Linked DNA regions of Homo sapiens: all the other regions are linked to region 2. A link is a contact called in ENCODE Hi-C or POLR2A ChIA-PET data. All regions are on one chromosome and are shown on one strand. The core of a region is the stretch at or near the end of the contact, and the rest is flanking DNA. Distances in the headings are between cores, read along the strand shown. Region 1 holds the start of PGM2L1 (phosphoglucomutase 2 like 1). Region 2 holds the start of GVQW3 (GVQW motif containing 3). Region 3 holds the start of SPCS2 (signal peptidase complex subunit 2). Region 4 holds the start of CLNS1A (chloride nucleotide-sensitive channel 1A). Region 5 holds the start of RSF1 (remodeling and spacing factor 1).

Evidence for each region. A loop is a pair of places that touch in the nucleus more often than their neighbours do. ChIA-PET counts read pairs that join two places held with the same protein, here RNA polymerase II (POLR2A). Pooled maps may share reads with other maps.
Region 1: a map of CD8-positive, alpha-beta T cell shows a loop between it and region 2 (21-fold over the local background). The contact joins the promoter of PGM2L1 here to the promoter of GVQW3 in region 2. A Hi-C loop is called at or near these places in 4 of 168 maps with a recorded cell type or tissue (CD4-positive, alpha-beta T cell, CD8-positive, alpha-beta T cell and naive thymus-derived CD4-positive, alpha-beta T cell) and 9 of 50 pooled maps.
Region 3: a loop to region 2 is called in a map of CD8-positive, alpha-beta T cell, with 8 times the contacts of the local background. The contact joins the promoter of SPCS2 here to the promoter of GVQW3 in region 2. A Hi-C loop is called at or near these places in 1 of 168 maps with a recorded cell type or tissue (CD8-positive, alpha-beta T cell) and 10 of 50 pooled maps. POLR2A ChIA-PET finds 5 or more read pairs at or near these places in 1 of 52 experiments (SK-N-SH).
Region 4: a loop to region 2 is called in a pooled map, with 20 times the contacts of the local background. The contact joins the promoter of CLNS1A here to the promoter of GVQW3 in region 2. A Hi-C loop is called at or near these places in 2 of 37 single-sample maps with no recorded cell type and 8 of 50 pooled maps. POLR2A ChIA-PET finds 5 or more read pairs at or near these places in 1 of 52 experiments (activated CD4-positive, alpha-beta T cell).
Region 5: a loop to region 2 is called in a pooled map, with 24 times the contacts of the local background. The contact joins the promoter of RSF1 here to the promoter of GVQW3 in region 2. A Hi-C loop is called at or near these places in 1 of 37 single-sample maps with no recorded cell type and 11 of 50 pooled maps. POLR2A ChIA-PET finds 5 or more read pairs at or near these places in 1 of 52 experiments (activated T-cell).

Annotation. Positions count from the first base shown.
Region 1 is chr11:74,397,145-74,399,844 of GRCh38, forward strand. PGM2L1 (phosphoglucomutase 2 like 1) reads right to left here and starts at 1,289. Exons shown (of 14, transcript NM_173582.6): 1 at 907-1,289. The coding sequence starts at 1,017. It overlaps MIR548AL (microRNA 548al), which reads left to right and starts at 2,093; the gene lies at 2,093-2,189. RefSeq lists enhancers at 1,031-1,652, 1,384-1,753, 1,653-2,273.
Region 2 is chr11:76,379,904-76,382,603 of GRCh38, forward strand. GVQW3 (GVQW motif containing 3) reads left to right here and starts at 1,420. Exons shown (of 2, transcript NM_001347885.2): 1 at 1,420-2,390. The coding sequence starts at 1,926. THAP12 (THAP domain containing 12) reads right to left here and starts at 1,229. Exons shown (of 5, transcript NM_004705.4): 1 at 845-1,229. The coding sequence starts at 933. RefSeq lists an enhancer at 434-935 and a silencer at 578-1,507.
Region 3 is chr11:74,947,921-74,950,620 of GRCh38, forward strand. It overlaps SPCS2 (signal peptidase complex subunit 2), which reads left to right and starts at 1,346. Exons shown (of 5, transcript NM_014752.3): 1 at 1,346-1,479. The coding sequence starts at 1,366. It overlaps XRRA1 (X-ray radiation resistance associated 1), which reads right to left and starts at 1,171. Exons shown (of 19, transcript NM_001378157.1): 1 at 1,008-1,171. RefSeq lists enhancers at 539-1,393, 891-940, 1,061-1,120, 1,251-1,470, 1,394-2,248 and 1 more.
Region 4 is chr11:77,636,438-77,639,137 of GRCh38, forward strand. CLNS1A (chloride nucleotide-sensitive channel 1A) reads right to left here and starts at 1,357. Exons shown (of 7, transcript NM_001293.3): 1 at 1,153-1,357. The coding sequence starts at 1,277. RefSeq lists enhancers at 1,085-1,604, 1,259-1,498.
Region 5 is chr11:77,819,319-77,822,018 of GRCh38, forward strand. It overlaps RSF1 (remodeling and spacing factor 1), which reads right to left and starts at 1,404. Exons shown (of 16, transcript NM_016578.4): 1 at 1,210-1,404. The coding sequence starts at 1,396. It overlaps AAMDC (adipogenesis associated Mth938 domain containing), which reads left to right and starts at 1,826. Exons shown (of 4, transcript NM_024684.4): 1 at 1,826-1,923. RefSeq lists enhancers at 1-758, 54-163, 759-1,731, 1,284-1,453, 1,464-1,603 and silencers at 794-883, 1,024-1,113, 1,704-1,863.

The DNA.
Region 1 (2,700 bases), core at 39-2,538, 2.0 Mb before region 2:
GTCATTAATTCCATTTTAAATGTGCTGCCTTCTCTACTTCAACAAAGGTATTTTACGCACTTGACAAAGCAAAAGCTTGGATTATCTTCCTCTGTTGGAGCTACCAGGGACCTCTTTTACAAGTAAGATAGCTGCATTTTAATTCTGATTGTCACAAATTCATCCCAAATGCCCGCACGAGGTTTAATTACCACCACAACTTGGAGGTGGGGGCGGAGGGTGGGTGGGGAGGTGTTGGTAGAGAAGTAATGGTTAAGGCAAAAACAATCCTGTATTAAGAGTACCACATGAAACCTGGAAAACACGATTCCTTGAACAGATTAATTCCAGAAAATAGCTGCCAGCAGGAGAAAGAAGAGGTAAGCGCCTTGCCTTTCCCAACAGCAAAAGGTGATACTAGACAATACCAGGGAGTGATAAAAGGCCAGCAACTACCTAGCGACAGAAGGAGGAAACACACCAGACCAGAACTAAAGCGGATAGCGGTTAGAAACGCCCAGTAAGGGTGCCAGAAACCACTTTCAGGTATGTGGAGAAGGAAGTCAAGGGAGAAAAAGGGAAAGGAAATCGTTGTTTAGGGTATAACTTACAATGATGATGATTTTTTTTTTTTTTTTTTTGAAGAAAGAGGGAAGACAGCACTTGAAAGGAAAGAGGGTAAAGAAGAGGAAGGGAGGTTACAATTGAGAGCACTGCAGAAGGAAGCGATGCAGATGTTGCCGCCCGGCTCTGGCAGTCCGAAGGAGCAACCCCACGCATAGGTGGGTGGCAACGCCCTGCTCCGCTGCCCCCCGCTCGGTGTCCCGAGCCATCTCCTCTGCAGCCCGCGGGGCGCTGGGTGGGCACAGGAAAGAGCAGACTGTGTGGGGGAGGCGACGGCGTTTGCCGGGCTGACCAGGTACCCACCTTATCCCAGCGGAGCCACTGCCCGATGGCCGTGTCCAGCTGAGGGTCCCCGGTGTGGTAGGGGGCGTGGAGCAGGTTGGAGTTCAGATCCCCCTCTGTGTTTTCAGCCATGGCGACCAGACAGGCGTACGGGCCGGGGGCCGGCGAAGACACTGAGTTGGGGTGGGGGGTGGCTTGGGGTTCGCTCACCAGGGTCCAGGCGTCCCCACCTCACTGAAGGGCATCGGAGACCAACCGCAGGGTGTTCGTAACAGCTCCTGCCGCGGCGTCAGGGAACCGGGAGAGAGGGGGTTTATGGCCGCCTGCTCCCCAGCGGACCAGGTCCGGGTCTCTGGGCGAAGTGACTGAGGCGGTCGCGCCGCGAGAGAACAACAGTCCCAGATGTCTGGGTCCTGGCTCCGCCGCCGCCGCCGCCGCCCGCCCCGCCTACGGCCCCGCCCCGCGCCTTAGGCCCCGCCCCTTCCCGCCCTTGCTGATTTAAGTCCCCGAAGTTCTAGACTGGAGCCCGGGAGCGCGCTCCCCACGCCTCCGAAGTAGTGGGGGTTTACAGCCCGTCCGGGTGGTGAGGCAATAGTGCACGGTTCTTTTTATTTTTTAATTTGCCAAGGGTCTCCTTTCCTCGATCTGCTCTCACGGCTACCACTAGCAAGCTGCCTTTGCGCTTGCCCTGCAGGTCCCCAGCGCGCGCGCAGGCCCCCAGTTTCTCTTGGGGGCACGCGCCGGTTGGGGGAGGAGGGGCAGTGCGAGCTGTCCGCGCACTGCCTCACGGGAGTTGTAGTTCTTTCCTTTGTCTGAGCTCAGCGGAGACCGCCGCCGAGACTACGACTCCCAGCAGCTCCGCGTTCCCCCTTTCCTCAAAAGAAAAAGATCTACCTCGAGGTAGTTCCCTACAGACACGCCCTATCCCTATTAGTTATGCTGCGCTGTGTGGCCCTGGCATTAAATTAAACAAGGAATGACATAGTAAGGGGACAAAGTGGTATCCGTTTAGTGCTGTGCAGTTTACGAATCGCGTTCTATCGCCTCAATCCCTCAGTAAGGTACAGGGGCGTAGTCCTTTTCCGTTTCACACACAAAGAAGAAACTGACTCCCTGAGACACCTCTCCTAAGAGGCCGAGTTCGTGAGCGGTCAAACTAGGGTTCCAATCTCATTTCAGATCCCCTCAGCTGGCAGTTATTTTATTAGGTCGGTGCAAAAGTAATTGCTGTTTTTGCCATTAAAAATAATGGCATTAAAAGTAATGGCAAAAACGGCAATGACTTTTGTACCAATCTAATATCTCTGCTGCTATAGTAAACTAGGAGGTAGGGAGAACAAGATTACTGGAAAATAGATAAGGAAGTTGTTGAGGGAAGATGGTCGGCATTTAACCTAAATATAAGAATGTATAAGCATCACAAGATACCAAGAGCAATGGTAATGGGAATACGGAGGAAAAGGAAATTGGTTCACCCAAATTGAAATAGTCTTCCGTTACTTCTTAGCCGTCTCTCCTATGGAAAGCTCACCTAAGTTGAGGTCTGGGAAATGCTGAGAAGTGCTGACCTGTCAGCCACCTAGCTACTCCTCCGTTTCTTGGTTTGGCCTTCTTAGAATGGCTATGATTTTGGGCAAGTACATTACAACTCTTTCCCTAGTCAGCTTTTTTGTAAGGAAGGTATGATAATATTTACATCATGGCTGTACAGTAACTTAATAAATGGCATTAGGCTGCTTTGAGGTTCACAGATAAAAGACATATTAAGTTCAAAGTATTACTTTATTTCCTTTAAAGTGCCATTTACCATAATAA
Region 2 (2,700 bases), core at 170-2,669:
TTGCTGCACCTGTTCCCTTACTGGACTGAGAGCTTTCTGCAAGCAGTGACACCCTTATTCACCCATGAACTCCCAGCACCTAACATTTGCGCTCGGCACATAGTAGGCATTGATTTTAAATGAATGAACCAACAAGACAGGCCTATGAAACATCTCAGCCTTTCAAACACAGTCCCTATGCTATCATTCCCTAAATATGTCAGTGTGTGGGGGTTATCCGAAGGAAGAGGTTCCAATACCAATTTCCACGCCCTCACGCGTACACCCTCTGTTATCCCTACAATACCCAAGCGAGAAAATGAGTAACGGTGACAGCCAGAAAATGAATCCTGAACCGTGCAATGACAAGTCCGAAGGAGAAAGCAGTTGCGATGAGATGAAAGAAGGTAGCGGGACTCAAAACAGAAACACTGTCCCGGGGGTGGTGGCAAGGAGAGGGAAAGGCCCCAGTGGCCACAACCATAGAGTCCTGCTCTCTTTTGACAGCTAAGGAAACTAACGCCCAGAGAGGAAAGCGACTCCCCCGAGGTCACACAGCAAGTGAGCCACGGCGAGAACCCACAGCATCCCGCGTCCGCGCGCCGCCCCAGCTCCCTCGCGTTTGGGGTGGTGTCCTCCGCGCAGAGCCCCCACCAGCGCACGTGCTCCGAGGTCCCCGGACGCCCGCCCGCCCACGGCTCGGGGCCGGCTCCCCATCTCGGTCCAACGCTGGGGTCGACGGCAGTGCGCTGCGCCCGCCTCCTGCGCCCCTCTCAGCCAGCCCGGGAGCCCGCCAGGGGCCGGCGGCTGGCAGCGCTCACCGCGAAGGTGGGCCCGGGCCGCCCGCTCTGCGCCCGCCGCTTACCTGGCAGGGTCCCGCGGGAACCTGAAGAAGGCCAAGTCGGACTGCGTGCTCTTCCGCGTGCAGTTGGGGGCAGCGCAGAAGTTCGGCATCGTCGCCCGCCCGCCGGCCGGCCCAGCCCTCCCCTCCCCGCCTCCTCAGGGCAGTCCGCCCGCCCGTCGGGGCCGGGGAGGGGAGCCAGGCCGGCCGGCCGGCTCGGCAGGGCCGACGCGCGGGGGAGGGGCGGGCGGGCTAGAAGCCGCGAGGGCCAGGAGGGGTGCCGCGGTCCGAGGCCGGGCTGGGGACGCGGCTCCACAGTGCTGTGAGCGGCCGGGAGGATTTACCGCCGCCGCCGCCGCTGGTGCACCTCCCGCCCGCCCGAGACGCTGCCGCCTCCTTCCCACAATGCACCCTGACGCCCGGGGGTGCCCTCTCTTCCCTCAGCCTTCCTCCCCCGCCCCTCCTTTCCGCCTTCTCAGCAGGCGGGCACGCGCAAGGAAGCGCGCCTGCCGGGGTGTGGCGAGGCGGAGGCGGGACCTGGCGCGCGCCGCCGCAGTGCGACTGCGCACAGTCTAATCCGCGGGGAGAGAGAATTGCGCATGCGCGCCTGTCTCCCGGGACGCTAGAGCAGGCGGTTCCTGGGCTGCTCCGGTAGGTTTGGCGTGCGCGGGTTTCTGCAGATCTAGGGCGAGCTTGCACGTTACATCACCGATGCATCTCTTCTTGCTTGCTTAATTTGCCACCACTTAGGCCTTTCTTGCAGAATTCGCCATATACTCCTTAAGGGCCGCGGAATCGGAGCGACCTTGGTGACTGGCAAACTCTCGGCAGATGTGCGTGCACTGGTTTGATGCAGACGTGGTTGTAGGCGATTTAATTTTTCCCAGCTTTGCAGCGACTGTTGGCTTCCCAGAACGGATCTCCCCAGCCTCGACTGGAAGCTGAGGGACAAAAATTCATAAAAGCAATTACTCTTTCCCGGCGAGGCTTCTAGAAGAGCAAGAAGAGCGATATGATTACACCTGCAGCCCTATAAAGATTGATCTGTCCGTCTTTCCCTTACAGTCGTGGCCTGTTAAACGTTCCTGTGTTGTTCAGTGCCAGAATGAGTGACCGCTATTTAGAACAAAGGATTAGTATCAAATTTTGCGTGAAATTGAACAAGTCTGCAAGTGAGACCCACCATCTTTTAAAAGAAGCTTATGGGGATGAAGTCATGTCAAGGGCCAGAGTTTTTGACTGGCACAAAAGGTTTAAAGAAGGACGGGAAGATGTTCGAGATGATGCCCGAAGTGGGCGTCCAGTCACCCACCGAACAGATGACAATATCCAGAAGGTCAAGGACTTGGTTTGTTCAAACAGGCAGTTAACCGTGAGGATGATGGCTGAAGAGTTAAATTTAGACAAAGAAACTGTTAGGCTCATTTTGAAAGAAAACTTGAACATGAGGAAGATTTCTGCAAAAGTTATTTCGGGTGTTTTGAAGGGTGAGCCTAAACCACGAAAACTTGACTTTCGGTCCGATCTTTCAAAGGAAACTAGGAAAAATAGCTCATGTTTGAGGAAAAAGGTAACAGGTTCTGAAACATGGAGTTATCTCCAGGGTGAAGCTGGTGGGGAAATGCCCCTGCCGGTATCCCATCCCAGAGTCCACTACTCTGCCAGTCAGCTTCTGCAGGCGTCATCTTCAACAAGCCTTCCCCCCAGGGTAGCTGAGAATTGGTTCACCCCATGGTGAGAGGAATGTGAGTTAGCTGAACCAGAACTAGGATGCTGCCTCACTGTTAGGCACCTTCTTTGGCTGCTCACGTATTTTTCAGTCTTCACCACTCCTCCCTATGTGCCATGGCCCTCCTCATTACTCTTTGCTGGACTCTTGG
Region 3 (2,700 bases), core at 96-2,595, 1.4 Mb before region 2:
CACCATGTTGGCCAGGCTGGTCTTTAACTCCTGACCTCAGGTGATCCGCCTGCCTTGGCGGGGATTACAACCATGAGCCCCCACGCCCGGCCGAGATAATTATTTTCACATGAATTTTGGCTTCCCCAAGACAAGTTTTTGTCTGTTTTATTCAGGGATATATCCCTGGTGACTAGAATAGTGCCTGTTACATAGTAAGAAACTCAAAAATATTTGTTTAATTCTTTAGACGCTTATGGGGGATATATAGGAATTAAAAAACAATACAACGTAATAGAGCATGGTATAATACAATACTGCTATTTGATAACTCTGTCATGGAGTAGTAGTTCCACCAGAGTAGCAACCAGGTCTATCTTGATCCCCTGTATCCGTTAGTACAATATTGGTGCTCAATATACATTTGTGAAAAAAATTAATTAAAATACAACGTAATAGAGCATGGTATAATACAATACTGCTATTTGATAACTCTGTCATGGAGTAGTAGTCCACCAGAGTAGCAACCAGGTCTATCTTGATCCCCTGTATCCGTTAGTACAATATTGGTGCTCAATATACATTTGTGAAAAAAATAATTAAAATCTAGAATACTATTACATCCTAAAACCGTAAAAGCAGAGTGTCAGAAGGGATATATATTGGTTTTGATTTTTTTTAAATGCCGGCTTGAAAACCGAGTTCAGATACATGCTATCTGGCTTTGGGTAGGTTCTTTAGTTTCCTCCTCATCTAACAGGGCTGTTGTGGGACTCAGTGAGAGAGAGGATGGCTGGAAGTGCACATAGGATACTGCCTGGCAGACTGTAGGCACTCAGTAAACGCGAGTTCTCCGTTAACACGAAAACATTACAAACAGCTAAAATGACAGCTGCTTGAGAGAATAATCGGTAAGTGCCACAACCGGGCTAGAAAAGGATGAAGGACAAGCTCCTGCCCACTCCTTTGGAAACTCCACACCTGGGCCGGAGAAAGACTCGAATTCGAAAACTAAGTTTCAGTCGCACCTGCCTCCGGCGTCGCTTCAGCCTCCGAGGGGTCTGCGGAGGCGACGTCCCAGTCAGGAGGGATGCGCGCCTGCGAGCCCCCCGGGGATCTCGGAGCCGCTCCACTGCGGTGCCTGCCGCTATCTTCCCCACGCCTTAGTAACTGCGACGCGACGGCAGACAGTGTAGGCGGCAACCGACGGCCGGGACGTCTAACCTCAAGTCCCAGCAAGCCCCGCGGCCACGTCCTCTGACTACCTCGCGCCAGCAAGACCCAAACTACGGATCCCGATTGACTCCGCGCGGCGCGTCACGCTGTCAGCTCCAGCCAATCGGCTTCAGACAAGTCGGAGGGGAGGGAGACGCAGAGGCGGACAAGATGGCGGCGGCAGCTGTACAGGGCGGGAGAAGCGGTGGTAGCGGAGGCTGTAGTGGGGCTGGTGGTGCTTCCAACTGCGGGACAGGAAGTGGCCGTAGCGGCTTGTTGGATAAGGTGAGGAGCCGGTTCTTGGGAACAGTTGAATCCTGGGGAGGCCTGGGAGGCGGCGAGCCAACCTTCCCATCCCGGTCTCCCTTATTTTCTACGGCCTTTTGAGGGGAGCCCTTGTGTGACCACTATCACAACCCTACGCACGCTTGGAGCCTGCCCTTGCCCTCATCACACTTCAAACCTGGACCCGGTCCTCTTTAGAACTTCTTCTTTTCTCGCAAGTGTTCTGGTCCTGGTCGCCACACCTTTTTCGGTAATTTGATTTTTCCTATATTTAATCGTGTCCATCTCTTTTCTCCTGGGGGGCTGGGTGCACTGTTGTCAGTGCCCATTTCACAGACACGGAAAACCGAAGCCCAAAGATTAAAGAATCAGTATCCCCCAAACTCTCTACCACCATCACCCTTGCGTGCTGCTACAGATTCCAAAGTGCTTCTTGTCCTTTTGCTTACTGAAGTTTTTAGGCGTTTTATCATGATAGGCGAATACTGAAAATATTTGAGTATTGACTGTTCTACTGGGCTGACAAGAAGCCTTTAAGATTTTTCTTTTTTTCCTGTTGTTTTTCCCCGCCCTCTCCTCTCTTCCCTCCACCTCCCTCTTTGCTACCAAGTGCACTGCTGCCCGCTCACGCTTGCCCCTTTCCTCCCTCTGCTCATCCAAAAAAATTTTTTTTAACTGCAGTCCTAGCAACAAGGGTTTAAAAGAAAAGAAAAAAAGGAAAACTGTCCCTGGGTTGGCCTTTCTTGCTCTTTGCACAGCATCTTGGAAGAAACAGTTGCACGGAGAACAACGTCCTGGTGTTGATTTTGCCTCTAATTAGCTTTGTGACCTTGAAATATGCTTGCTCTCTCTATATCTGTTTTCTCATCTGCAAAGTGAGAGATTTAGCCTTAAAATGAGGGACTTAACTCTAAATTCCCTTCCAGTTCTCTCATTGTAGGGCCCTGGGCTGGTTTGATGAGAATTGTTAAGCATGGTGTCTTTAATATAGTAAGCAGAATTTTTGAATATAATTGAAAACAGCTTTCAGACTTCCCTGTGCATAACACATGGTAGGTGCTTAAGAAATGAAAACATGATTATGTTGAGGGGTTAAGATCCAGGTCTTTTTACTTGTCTTTTTGAGTGTCATTGGTTTTGAAAGACATGGTTCTCACACTCTTCTCTTGTGAGAGGGGTCACGCTCCATTGCCCAGAATGGATCTTAGCTCACTGCGGCCT
Region 4 (2,700 bases), core at 107-2,606, 1.3 Mb after region 2:
CTTGCTTTTCCTCCCATCCATATGTCCTATCTCAGTTTCTGGCCTGAAGCCTAAACCTTGTTCAATGTCTAAATTTCCCTTTAAAGCAGAGGTTCTTTACAGTTTTTGTGCTCTGGATTCTGTAGTAGGCAGAATTTTGGCCCCACGACCTTCACTTTCTGGTGTCATGCGGGTGAATATGTTATATTACACAGCAAAAGGGACTTCACAAACGTAATTAAGGTTACCAGTCGACAGTAACATAGGGAGATTATCCTGGATTTTACAGGTGGTTCCAAAGTAATCACATGAGCTCTTAAAAGTAGAGAATTTTCTCTGGCTGTAGACAAGTGATGGAGCAAAAGGGGAAGCAACACATATCTGAAGGGCAGGAAAGATTCGATGTGTCATTACAGGCTTCAAAATAAAGAAAACTGCATGTCAAGGAAACAGGGACCTCTGTTCTACAACCACAATATTTACGGTAGATCTATCTGACTGTCAAAATACCAAAGTGCTCCACGTGGCCAAATAAAAGGGCAATTCCTTCCAGGACCCCAAAACGGGAGTCTGGTCCCTCTGCATATGACCCCTGTCTGTGTCGAGTTAAGGGTGTTCCTCTCCTTACTATACCTACAGAAGAAAATCTTTATTGTGTAACCAAACTTTAAAAGTCCTCCACAGTCGGCTCTGAAACTACGTATCCCAGAGAGGGGAACATCTCCTGCATCTGTTCATCCGGAAAGACAGGCACACTTCAGACCCTTAAAACCAGACCGTGCGTTAAGGGCAACGCACGCGCCAGACCTCCAGTAAATAGGCGAGTTAAAAAAAAAAAAAAAAGAAAATAAAAGAAAGAAAGAAAGAAAAGAAGAAGAAAGAAAGAGAGAAAGAGACAGAGAAAGAGAAAGAGGAAAAAAAGAAAAAAAAAAAAAAAAAGCACAATCCATAAGGGGAAATTCCGGCCGGAGAAAACAGAGAATGGAAGACTCCGGAGGAGTACTAGAAAAATCGAGCCTTCCACCCGCTACAGGTATCCCTGAGGCGTCGGGCACGAGACCCCGCTCCCAGCAGGCCTCCAGGCCGCCCCTTGCCCGGCTCCTTCGCACCGCCTGCTCCAGCAAGGAGGAGGGCGGCGCGCAGGAGGCCAGCGCTGGGGACCAGGAACCCTACCTCTCAGCGATGTAAAGGGTACCAGTGCCGAGGCCCTTCCCGTTCAGCACAGCCTCAGTGTCTGGCTGCTGCCGCAGGAGCCCCTCCGCTGGCCCAGGCGGCGGGAAACTTTTGAGGAAGCTCATAGCAGCAGAGTGCGGCAACACAGGCCCTGAGGGAGTTGGAGCACAGCAATGCGTGCACCACACCGCCCGCCCTGGAAGAGGCAGTCACCCCGGAAGAACAACTTAGTCTGCCCCGGAATCTGAACGCCGTCGACCATAGAGATGAGACATTCTAGGAAAAGCGGCGGAGGTCGGCTAAGAACGTGTGGAGTTTGACCGCGCAACACCCTTCCCCTTCTTCCTCGCCATTTCTGAGGCTTTGGGCTTCAATAACTGAGGGTTCTGTGGGAAGTCCCTCAGGATTGTCACAGTGAAACCACCACTGCAAAATTATAACTGAGACACTGAAAGCGATCTGACCTACCCAAATCCATGTTGTTTCTAACCTCCAAACTGTCCTTGTTCATTGCTGGATATAGGCTGAACTAACTTTGGGAGGAACTTAGTTTACAGTTTGAAGTTTAAAACAAAGATGATGACAGCCTTTTCCCAAAACAAACTTCCTTCTTGCCTGGGGACTGGACTGCCTTTGTAGGACTAACAAATCAGCCACAAGATTAGAAATTATGGTTTAGATTAGAAATTACAGCTGCAAGCTACAAGATTCTGACCCTCCCTAAACTGCACCTAAGATCGGTGCTTGAGATATGTTGCAGACCCTGCACTTGATGGATCAGCTGGCACCACCAGATGGATAAACTGGCTATGTGATCTTGTGCCCCCTCCCCACCAACCCAGGAACTGACTCAGCGCAAGAGGACAGCTTCAACTCCCTGTGACTTCATCTCCCACCCAACCAATCAGCACTCTTGACTCACTGGCCTTCCCCAACCTGCCAAATTATCCTTAAAAACTTGGATCCCTGGCTGGGCGCGGTGGCTCACGCCTGTAATCCCAGCACTTTGGGAGGCCGAGGCGGGCGGATCACGAGGTCAGGAGATCAAGACCATTCTGGCTAACATGGTGAAACCCCGTCTCTACTAAAAATACAAAAAAATTAGCCGGGTGTGGTGGCAGGCGCCTGTGGTCCCAGCTACTGGGGAGGCTGAGGCAGGAGAATGGCGTGAACCCGGGAGGCAGAGCTTGCAGTGAGCCGAGATAGCGCCACTGCACTCCAGCCTGGGCGACAGAGCGAGACCCCGTCTCAAAAAAAAAAAAAAAACAACAAAAAACAAAAAACAAAAAAACTTTGATCCCTGAATGCTCTGGGAAACTGATTTGAGTAAAAATAAAACTCTAGGCCGGGTGCAGTGGCTCATGCTTGTAATCCCAGCACTTTGGGAGGCCGAGGCGGGCAGATCACGAGGACAGGAGATCGAGACCAGCCTGGCTAACACGGTGAAACCCCGTCTCGACTAAAAATACAAAAACAAAATTAGCCGGGCGTGGTGGCAGGTGCCTGTAGTCCCAGCTACTCGGGAGGTTGAAGCGGGAGAATGGCGTG
Region 5 (2,700 bases), core at 154-2,653, 1.4 Mb after region 2:
AAAAAGCCTTCTCTGAGGAAAGAAAAGTGCCAGAAAAGGAGAGGCAGGGATCGGGAATAAATGGGGGTGAGTATAAGCACTCAGTGTGAAGGCTGGAGGCAGCAGGCGCAGCGCTGAGATGCTCCAGCAAAAGAACCAGCAGCAGCAGCAGGAAGTTTCAATGGGGCCGGGCAGAGCATGCGCCCTGCACCCGCGCGGTGGCCTTATGTGGAAGGAGCACCACTTGCGAACACCAATAATAGACCAGCGGCACCAGAGAGAGAAACATGAGCAACAAGCACCTTCTTCAACTGTTTCCCCCTCCGTCAGAGCCCCTCCTCCAGCTTACATACTAACCACCCCACCCTACCGTGCAAATGGGAGGGAGACGACTTCTTCGCCTAAGCCCGGCTGCCAAGATGAAGGGGGAAGGGATTGGAAAAGTGGGGAGATGCTCGCCTATTATTTTGGGGGAGGTGGGGAGAGGAAGGAGAACTATGGAGGAGGAATTAACCCTCTCCTCTCCACAGTGGAGCTGAACCGACTTCGCCCCCCTACCGAGAATGGAGAAGAACCCCCTCCCGTGGGGGAGGAGCAGACCTCCCCACTTCAAGGAAGGAGTTTTAGGGGTTAAAGCAGCCCTCGAGGGGAAGGGAAAAGGGACAAATCTCTCAGGGGAGTTCCCAACAGAGGGAGGGAGAGTTGAGTGTCCGCTGGCCCCCGCCCACCCAGGTGAAGGGAGATAAGGAGGTGTCCGGAGCAGCCGAGCCCAGCCTTCCCCGAGATGGTCGGGAAGACTGGTGGGAGGAGGGGAGGGAGTAAGGGTGGGGAGGAGGAGAAAAGCGCAAAGCTGGCCGGAACCTGCGCTCCCCTTCCCCCGCCGCCAAGGGGGAGACGGGGTGGGGGGCCGCCCTCCGCCGCGGAGAAGCAGTCCCCGGGGCTGCCGACCGGCACAATGACCCCTCCCCGCCTCCAGCCCACACCTAGCCCGCAACGCCTCCACCTCAGCTCCCCGCCCGGCCGAGTGGCCCTAGGGGGCCTCCGCCCCGCCTCCCCACTGCCCAAGACCCCGGGGGCTGGGCGGAGAAGACCAGCCCGGCGGAGTTGCGTCCCAGGGGGAAGACAGAGCCGCGGAGGCCCGAGCCGCGAAGAACCGGGGCGCCTGTGAAGAGCGGAGAGTAGCAGAGCGCCAGGGCCGCTTCCCGCCGGGCGTTCGGGCCCCTCGCTTACCTTCTCCGTTGCCGACGTCCGGCGGCGGCGCCTGCAGCACCCGCTCCAGCTCAGGGAACGGCAACTCAGGCAGGTCTAGCAGCGGCCCGTAGCGCTCCAAGAAGGAGCAGACTACGGCGAAGTTGGGGCACGAACCCGGGCAGCCCGGAGGAGCCATCACCGCCGCCGCTGCCGCCGCCGTCGCCATTTTGAACTGGAGGATGGAGGAGGAGGCGATGGGGGGGCGGGGGAAGTTGTGGTGCCGAGGGATGGCAAGGCAACCTTACAGACGACAGGAGGCGCTCTCAAGTGGGCTCCTCTGCGGATCCCAGCGTCTCAGGGACGGCTCCGCGATCCCACAATACATCGGCGGCCCGGAGCAGTCGAGAACCGAGTCAGACGGGAGACAGAGCGGCCCTCGGCGCCTTTCACTTTCCGCCCTCTTTCCGCCCCCTTCTCTCCTCCCCTTCGGGCTTGCCACTGCCTCGTGTGACAGGGGGAATGAAAACAAGGGAAGCGGGGCGGGGAGGCGGGCTGGAAGCGGGAGGGGCGGGACTTCTCGAGAACAATGGCCAATGGACGCAGAGGGGGCGGGGCCTCGGGCGCTGTTCAACTGCAGGGCGTATTCCCGGAGGGCAGTTGGGGAGCGCAGATCCCGAAGCAGCGCTGGGAGCGTAAGTGCGGGCAGAGCACTGCGCCGTTTGGGAACGCAACTTTGAGGAGACAGTGCGGTGGGTGAGTTTGCGGGGGAATCCTGAAACTGGGCCACGAGATGGTGGAGAGGTTGAGGAGAATTAATAAACAGAAAAAGGGAATAGGGCGGGGGAAAGCACAGTTGTGGGAGAAGGTTGGGAAGGGGAAAGGTAGAGGTGTGCCCTTAATTAGGGGCTGGGCTGGGACCTCGGTAAGATGTCTCTGTGGAAGTTTGCCGACGGGGTATTGCTCTCTGCTGGGGTACAGGAATCGCAGCTTTGCTGGAAAAGCAGGATCTGAGGGAACGGAACTCTGGGGGAATCGTCGGAGTGAGGAGTTGGGGCCCTGCTGGGAGAAGAGGATCTGAGGAGACCAGGCTCTGCTAGGGGGCCATGGTGTGAGGGGAAGGGGCTCTGTTCAGGGACCAGAATCGGAGTGTGGGCTGGGACTCCATTGAGAGGCGGAACATGACAGGAGACGGTGGAGCAGCGAAAAGTTTGTTAGAAGACAGGGTTCCACTTCGGGGCGGGGCGGGGGCAGTGAACATTCCCACAAAGAACGCCAGAGAGAAACTACCAATAATGTAAAATAGAATGTGCAGCCTGAGAAGCAGCAGTACACGTTATGCTTAGAAGCCTGAGCTTTGGATTCAGCCAGGCCTGAGTCCTAGCGGGGCTACTTCATGACACTGTGGAGGTTTCTTTATTTCTTTGAACTCCTTAGAGTGGGGTGATAATAGTACCTACATCATACGGTATTACTAGATAAATCACAGTAAAGTGATTAGCACAGTGCCGTAGCACATAGTGAGTACTTTAA